Regions from separate parts of the Homo sapiens genome. Here region 1 is linked to region 2. The links are chromatin contacts, found by Hi-C or POLR2A ChIA-PET in ENCODE. All regions are on one chromosome and are shown on one strand. The core of a region is the stretch at or near the end of the contact, and the rest is flanking DNA. Distances in the headings are between cores, read along the strand shown. Region 1 overlaps LOC105370507 (a long non-coding RNA gene). Region 2 overlaps LOC105370507 (a long non-coding RNA gene).

The links. Hi-C counts contacts between places; a loop is a spot of excess contacts on that map. ChIA-PET counts read pairs that join two places held with the same protein, here RNA polymerase II (POLR2A). Pooled maps may share reads with other maps.
Region 1: a loop to region 2 is called in a map of PC-9, with 9 times the contacts of the local background. The contact joins two enhancer-like sites. A Hi-C loop is called at or near these places in 9 of 168 maps with a recorded cell type or tissue (Calu3, HCT116, HepG2 and 6 more) and 6 of 50 pooled maps. POLR2A ChIA-PET finds 5 or more read pairs at or near these places in 3 of 52 experiments (HepG2, PC-3 and PC-9).

What each region holds. Positions count from the first base shown.
Region 1 is chr14:54,167,910-54,172,072 of GRCh38, forward strand. The region is part of intron 4 of LOC105370507 (a long non-coding RNA gene); the gene reads right to left. Among named protein-coding and RNA genes, the nearest start is that of BMP4, 210 kb to the left of the region's middle. Within about 2 kb of position 1,707, at least 5 of the 41 ENCODE cell types and tissues checked have a DNase peak (open chromatin) inside an H3K27ac peak, as active enhancers do; they include HCT116, PC-3, PC-9 and 1 more, where a contact is called at or near this core.
Region 2 is chr14:54,104,159-54,108,223 of GRCh38, forward strand. The region is part of intron 4 of LOC105370507 (a long non-coding RNA gene); the gene reads right to left. Among named protein-coding and RNA genes, the nearest start is that of BMP4, 150 kb to the left of the region's middle. Within about 2 kb of position 1,938, at least 7 of the 41 ENCODE cell types and tissues checked have a DNase peak (open chromatin) inside an H3K27ac peak, as active enhancers do; they include HCT116, PC-3, PC-9 and 1 more, where a contact is called at or near this core.

The DNA of each region.
Region 1 (4,163 bases), core at 457-2,956, 64 kb after region 2:
ACTACTACCTACTGAGCACATAGCACATGCCAGGCTGTGTCTGAGATTTTCCTACTTCAACTCAGTTCATCTTTGTTCACAACCCTAAGTTTTTTACTCATACCAACCCATTTGATCCTTACAACAATCCTAGGAAGTAGATTTTATGATTATCCCTATTTTATAGATTGAAAACAGAAACACAGAAAGGTTTAAGTACCTCATGATAAGATTGCCTGGCATATAGTAAGTACTCAATAAATGTTAGCTATTGTTACTTGCAGTAAGGATTTTATAAAGCCTTAAGCAGGTCGGAAGGATACACTGAATGAACAGAGCAAGATCATATGCTATGTAGTGTCTTTCAGACTTCATTTCTTAGTTCCAACTTCTTGCGTAAATTTGTGTAAACCAGCCACCTGCTTTACTGTCTCTTTTATTTCTCACCCAAGCACACACACAGACATATTTTCTCATACACATGTGCTCAGGCTCACCACACATGCCCAGACACATAGAGATGCTCTGGCAATTCTGAACTAGCTTGAAATACAGAGTTGCTTTAATTCACCAAAAACTTTAGATGAACAGTTTAGTTTGATTCTTTTGTGGCCTAGTTGATCTTAATGAGCAAATTCAGGAGATACTTTGACTTTAGAGGCCTTAGAAATACTTCCTGGCTTTTTCTTAACCGGCTAATCTGCAGCAATATTAAGCCTTATAACAACACGAATCACCTAAGTGTCAATACTCTGCTGCAGTAACTGGTCATGTTTCACGACTGCTCCCTACCTGCCCATGATGCTCCTCATCAGGAACTGACCGGACAGGTTCCTGGGCAGACCACAATACTTTAAGACAAGGGAATTGAGACTACCTCAGAGAAAATATCACATACACCACACACATGTGCTATAATGAGCAGGAAGAGAACTTAGCAGATACCCAGTTAAGACCCATCATCATAGAAGTGATACCTTTGGACTCACAGAGCTTGGAGGGGTTTCCCAGAGATTACACTATTGAAAAGGGCCTAGAACTGAAGTCTCCTTATTCAGAGTCTGGCTTTTTTTTCCCATTATACCTTATACTGCCTTCTTCATCTATAAAACAAATGTGCATTTATCCCTTTGGCTACATAGCATTTTCCCAAGAGGAAAAGAGGAGCCTGAGAATGTGAGAGGAACAAGAAAGAGGGCTAGAGGACAGGCCCACAGAATTGTGAAAGAATGCTTGGCATGGGCCTTAAGGAAAATAAATTTTGATTCCAAAATTAAAAAGAAAAATGTCAACTCCCTGAAATCTATTGAGACCCCAACAATTGTCCTTAATGAGGAAGCATAGAAATCACTCAGACAGTGAATGAAATCTTTCCAGAATGTTCTTCATGCTAAATCTCAACTTTTAGAAGTTAAATATTTGTTCTGTGCTTGTGGCTCCTTTAACTGGATTCTTCACAGATGGGCTGCAGAACAGGACATGTGTCTGTACCTTCAGGGATGGGAGCAGCACTTTGCTTCCTGCACCATCTGGTTCACTGTTCCTAGCTGTAGCATAGACCCCCACTACAGCCGAGTAATCAGAAAAAGTCAGAAGAACACCTCAGGGAAAACAATCTAGGATTCAGATTTAACTTCCTCTAAGGAGGATCAAACACTGAAAGACTGTTCCTTTTCAAGTTTTATTAATCCTGGTTCATAATTTCCACCACATCATTAGTCATTTCCTATTTCTGAAGGGCTGGCAGCAGTTGCCGAGGCATCAGGCAGTAAATGGCAAGACAACTGTGCCACCTGTGCACCGTATTGACAGTTACCCACAACAACATCTGGGTGAAAGGCTAATGTGTTTTTTTCTAAAAGGCAAGCCATTTAGAAGTGCAGCCCAGTTTTTGATCTCTTGCTAAATACTTTTATCCACATCATCTCCCCATTTGGGCCTGGAAGTCATCATGTGACCTATGGTACTTTGAAAAGAAAGCAGCAACAGCAACAACAGCAAATCTGCTGTAACCCTGGAGTAGGGTGAGCTCTCGAACTCCTCCCCCGCAAAAAAAGATGGGAATCTGCTTCTCACTGAGACAAACCCAAGAGCTGAAATTTAAAGAATGGAAAGTGACAAGAATGATGTCCCTTTTTAAAAGACCCCTTTTTAAAAACACATAGATGAAATGTAACTTATAAAGCACTTGAAAGCTGCCTAGTAAGACTAATTGCATGAGGGCTTCACCCAGCTCATCAAGGCACGTAGGCAGCCACATCCCACAGGGCATGACATCTCGATTTCCTAAGGTCAGAGAGTCTCCCATGTGACAGATAGAAAGGGTCTTTTAGTTCTGGGAACCAAATGGAGGGCTAAAAATGGGAAAAGGTACATAGCAGCTCTGTTGGCCAAGCCCCTGACTGGTGACTCTGCCTCTGATCCATCCCAAGAGCCATGGCTGGTCCCAGAAACCTCTGAGCTACATTTCCTCCCCTGGCAACTTCCTGTAACAAGGACTTTAAAGGAAACACAAATAAAGCTCATTTGGGGATATTTTAATTTTTAAAAGGCAAAACCCTAATACCTAGCCCTTAAATAGCATTTCCATCTGGATAATCCCAAGCACCCTGCCAACAGTTGGGTAATCACATCCCCACCTAGCAAAGAGGGAAATTCCCAGACTTATTACATCTCTCATGAAGGAATGAAAATTGAAGATAGCAAATTAAGGGGATAGATAGCTTTTCTCTATTACCATTCAAAACATAGAAATTTTCTTCAAGAACTATAACTTTGAGTGCCATGTGGGGTATTAAAACTGAGCCAGGATAAGTGTTCAGATACACAAGATAGCCCCCATCCATCTCCAACTCATCCAGCAATGGTAGCACCAGGAGGTCATAAAAATGCAATTCCACAGGGTGGTAGCATCAGCTACCATAGGAACAGGGGTGGAAAATTTGGAGAAAATAAATCTCTTGTTCTTTTTTTCTAATACTGGTCCCTGCTGTTACCTGCCAGCCTCAAAGTACAAAAAGCATCACAACATTCATCCCATTACATTTTAAGAAGTCTGTTCTGTACATCTGACCTCTTTTGATCTTTCAGAAGCTTCTAGGGAAAGACTAAATGTTCAAATTATAATCATGAATTAGAATTTTTCTTTTGGACTACATATGCATACATACAAACATGCATGCAAACACTATCCCAGCCTTTGACCTTATTTTAAATCCTCCAATTCCACTCTGATATCCCCCCTCTGGATTTTATGTGGTAGTCAACAATCCATTTATTAACTACTTGTCAAAGTATCAGGAAGGAGTAACTACCATTTCTTATTTTTGCCAATTACAATATTCCTCATCTTAGAGTGTTATCCCTGGTTTTACCACGAGGATAGTAAAAGGTTCATACAATAGGACTTGGGCTTTTATAGCAGACCGATTGTCACGATGGGCCCTTAATTTCCTTTCTACAATTTAACTCATTAAATTCTCATTATCTCTGTAATTTCCCTGTTCATATCCTCTCCAGCAAATCAGATATTGATGGCTAACCCTCCTGTCTATTTTAAAGAGAATCTGCCTCATTGATATACCCTTCTGAGGAGCTAAGGGATTCTAGCTCTCCCAATGAGCTTAATCATAATGAAGCCAGCACAAGAAAAGGAACTGTCTCAGAGTTCCTGATATGCTTGGTGTTTAGTCACAAGACCTTTAAATAACTCTGCCAAAGTCACTAGGGCCTTTCGTCCCGATTCCAAACCTCTTCCAAAGGACCCCCTACTATCACTGCAATTGCTGCAGTAGCTGAAACCAGTGTTGATTTTTATCTGCATGGCAACTTCATGCTCCCTCAGGATCCAAACTAATCAAGTGGCCTTCAAAAATGCCACCAATGCTTAAAAAGGCTGAGCTAAGCTCTGTACGATCAAGACAGAAAACGATCCCTTATCATGTCGGAAGTACTACTTGTGGTTATCTAAAGCAATGGTAATCATATCATACACTTTATCTGTGAGTGGCTTTTTCCTTCCAGGGGTAGGAATAGAAACTTCTTCTCCTTCATAATGAGCACTATTGAAACTTCAGCAGGCAGACCTCTAGCTTTGGCGACATGCCATTCCCTAAGGTAAGCATGTAACCATCTCAAAAAATGCAGCATGGCAGAAAACAAATACAAGTATTTTCTGAAAATAT
Region 2 (4,065 bases), core at 688-3,187:
CTCACTATCTTTCCTATTTGGACAGCCCCTAAGGATGCATATGGACCATCTCAATCTGCTCTCTCGTCTAGACAATCAGACATATCCTTCATGGCAAAGGCAAAGAAACACATTCTTTTGAGAGCATCAGAGACCCATGGGTCTATTGTAATGACATTCTCTATGACAGCACTAGGTAATTCTTCAATACATTTTAATTCACAGTAACCAAGGTGCCTCCAGGGACAGCAGGTCCTTCAACTCAGGCAGCAAATGGGAAATATTACATTTCCTCAATGTCAGGGCATCGATAGTAACATTCTGCATTAAGAAGCAGGTCTATGGGAAAGTTAGTGGAACCAGACTCTTTACCTGTAGTGGGCAGGGGCCAAGAGAAACAAAACTGGCATCATTTTCAGGGTTGGGAAATCTAACCTGACCACACAAATAATTAAGCTGAAAGGCCACTTCATGCTCCCCCAATAAACCCAGATGTTGCACTTCACTTTAGGTAAACGTTATTTTTAGAGACATAAGAATTCAGCATCCAAAATTTATCACCCATCTGAGTGGGAGACACAGAACACAGAACAGATTTATATGTTTAGGGGGTAGGAATGGGGTTTAAGCTCAATAAAATCTTAACTGTGCTTTACTTTTTAATTTAACTTTCAAACATTTCTTTCCTGTTTTGTGACTGAGAATCTCGTACATGTCACCCTTTCAGTGAAGTATCACAGGAAAGACATTTTTGTGGTGTTTAATGGAAATAATTTTTCTTGTGGTATTGCTCTGATACCCTGGGAAACTGGCTCCCAGAGATAAATTAGACTAAAAGCCATCTAGTGCTAATTTATTAAGCAGTCAATGGTTTAAAACAACTTTCTCTGTTTCAGCTCACTGGAGATCTGTTACCGGCTCTTGAGAAGACAGCAAAGAGCCAAAGACTGATAAATTTCATAGATTATCCTGACACAGACAAAGTGAAGTGTTGGCATAGAAGGGTTTTGTAGCTGGGAAGGGGTAGTACACACTGTGGGTATGTCTATGCATGTGTACTTTACACACCTCCAACATTCAAACTTCAGTCTTCCACACTGGACCTCCCATAATAGTAGTTGAATATGCTGAAGAAACAAAAATTCTCTCTCAGGAACAAGTCTCTATAAAGAAATATCTCCTAAATTTTCTCCTACTAGAGTGTACCACAGATCAGAAAAGTTCCATCTGTAACGGAAAATATTCATGATCTTCCCCAGGGTTCTAAAGACCTCATTTTTCTACAGATGCCCTATGACAATGGTTCTTAGCCTTGGTTTCAAATTAAAATCACCAGGGAGCTGATGTCTGGGCCCTACCCTTAGAGATTCTGATGACTTTGGTCTGAGGTATGGCCTAAACTTTGAAAGTTTTAAATCCAGGTGATTCTAATGCAGTAAAGCTCAAGAACCACAGCCCTATAAGATACTGTCAGAGATTCAGGTCTATCCCACATCCGTGACTACCAGGTGACTAAGCTGTTACTATGTATCCCTTTTTTTTTCTGAAAATTCAGATCATGGTCACTGACCAGAAACACAGGGACATCAGAAATAAAGGACCAACAGTAAAATGTTTTGCGTAGCTGCTCAACTCCAAATGCTATTCTATGTGAAGGAGACTGGATGATTGAACCTGTGGAGGAAAACGCAGCTAGAATAAAGTATTGAGAAGAGGGAAAATGACTTGCTGTTCGTTTAAATTGAATTTTTTTTCAAAGGCAATATGCCACTGACCCTCTCTTCAAAGACAGAGAAGCTCCTGAGCAGAAGGCAATACTACCTTTTATGACCAGAACTAATAATTACCCTCTACATCTTAAGATGCATAAGAATCACCTGTAGAGCTCATTAAATATGCAACTGCCTAGGTCCCACCCCGGGGAGATCCTGACTCAGTAGAGCTGGAGTGGGGCCCAGGAATCTGATGTTTTCAAAGCTCCCCAGGTGATTCTGATTGAGGTGCGCTGTGCCCCACCTTTGAGAAACACTGAGTCATTCTATCTCCAGGCAACCTCATGAATGGTTCTTTTGCACAAACTGAATTGCTCTTCTTTGGTAAAATATATTATCAAAGTCAAGGAAAAACAGGGATTGTGTCTTTAGTGAAATACACTGCAAAATATTTTTTGGAAGGCATTTAACTAAAATTTATATTGAGAAATCTTCAGTCCTTTTTGGGTATCCAAGTGCCTCAGCATTTCCTCAAATTACCTACAGAGAAGAATGAAGATGAATTTCTACCCACATACAACTCTACCCACAAATTACAGCCAATATAGTTCTTGGGAATAATGAGGGATTTTTCAAAATCAAAATCCCTTCATGCTTTGAGGGATCACAAACACTGATGAGGAAAATACAACCATGAAAACAAGCACACATGCTTTATTCAAGGAATTTGGGAAAGGGAATGGATATATTCCTCCATGCTAGAAGTTACTCCCTTTTCATGATTAATATGGAAAAGCTGTCCATATTTATGTTGATTTTTTAAGGTGACACATTTTCATTATGGCAGTTTTACCCACTTAGCATCAAAGATAATGGAAAGAAACAAAATGTCATTTCCAGTTTGGGATGGAAATGTAATAACTGGAACTTACCCAGTCTCTCCTTCCAATTCAATGTGTGTGTGTTATCAGAGTAGAGCTGTACATCTGCAAGATGCAGCTATAATTATTTGGCACAAAACTTTGGAATCCATAGCTTGTGAACCTAAAATTTACTCAGAATTTATAATTCTACTGTAAATAGGGAAATGTGTATGCGTTGAGTGTGTGTGTTTGTGTGTGTGTGTATGTGTGTGTGCGTGTGTATGTGTGTGTGTTTGAGTGTGTGTGTGTGTGTGTGTGTGTGATGGGGGCAGAGATGGATATTCCTCACTTCTTTGTGTTTTTCACTCAAAATTGCCCCGGTACTCTAAAGCTCTCCAGCCTTGAACATTGTTCCCGTGCTGTGCCCACGTTCCATTGGCACAGGCACGGAATGGTATGCTTGGAATGTCTCCACCCTCCAAAATATTTTTGGATCAAGCTTATCCCTTTTCCCTGAAAAACCTCTGTTGTACAGCATTTGCTTCACTGACTTTTATATTTTTGAATGTGGACCAAATCATGAAAACTCCAGGGCCCCAGTCAACTGTTAAAAGTTCTGTTAACCCTCTGACATCAACAGAATTCTCACTGAAGGAGAGCAAACATGGAGTTCTCTGCTTGGAGTCTAGTCTCTTGTGTCATATTTACCTGCAGGCTCATTTCTAAATGCTCTTGAATTTAGACTTCAGCTTAGAGAAGCTAATTACCATCCAATTTATGTGAAAATAAATGACTTTCTTTTGTAGTTTCCTCTAGATGGGCTTGTTTTTCCTAGTGCGAACTGACAATCTCAGTCAAAGACTGGAGCCTCAGAGGGACTTGCAGGGGAGACTGCGTTTCCTCTAAGTCAAATTAGTGGGGATGTTTTCACTTGTATCCCTATGAAGTCAGTCAATAAATAATAATGTTTATAACAGTAATAGCACTATTAAAGTGTTATTATATGTGCCAGGTACTGGGATAAAATTGTCACATACAGTATCTCATTTAATTTCCATAATAATCATAGGAGATGGCATCCCTATTTTACTTTATTATTTATTTATTTGTATTTTTGAGACAGAGTTTTGCTCTTGTTGCCCAGGCTAAAGTGCAATGGCGCGATCTCGGCTCACTACAACCTCCATCTCCCAGGTTCAAGCGATTCTCCTGCCTCAGCCTCCCAAATAGCTGGGATTACAGGCATGTGCCACCACATCCGGCTAATTTTATATTTTTAGTAGAGACAGGGTTTCACCGTTTTGGTCAGGTTGGTCTCGAACTCCTGACCTCAGGTGATTCAACCATCTTGGCCTCCCAAAATGCTGGGATTACAGGTGTGAGCCACTGCACCTGGCCAGCATCCCCATTTTAGTCATAAGAAAACTTAGATCACAAAGGTAGCATGTGGCACAGTCACAATTTTTTCAATTACCATGGGTTTATAAAAGAAAAAATGACAGTGAAAAGAT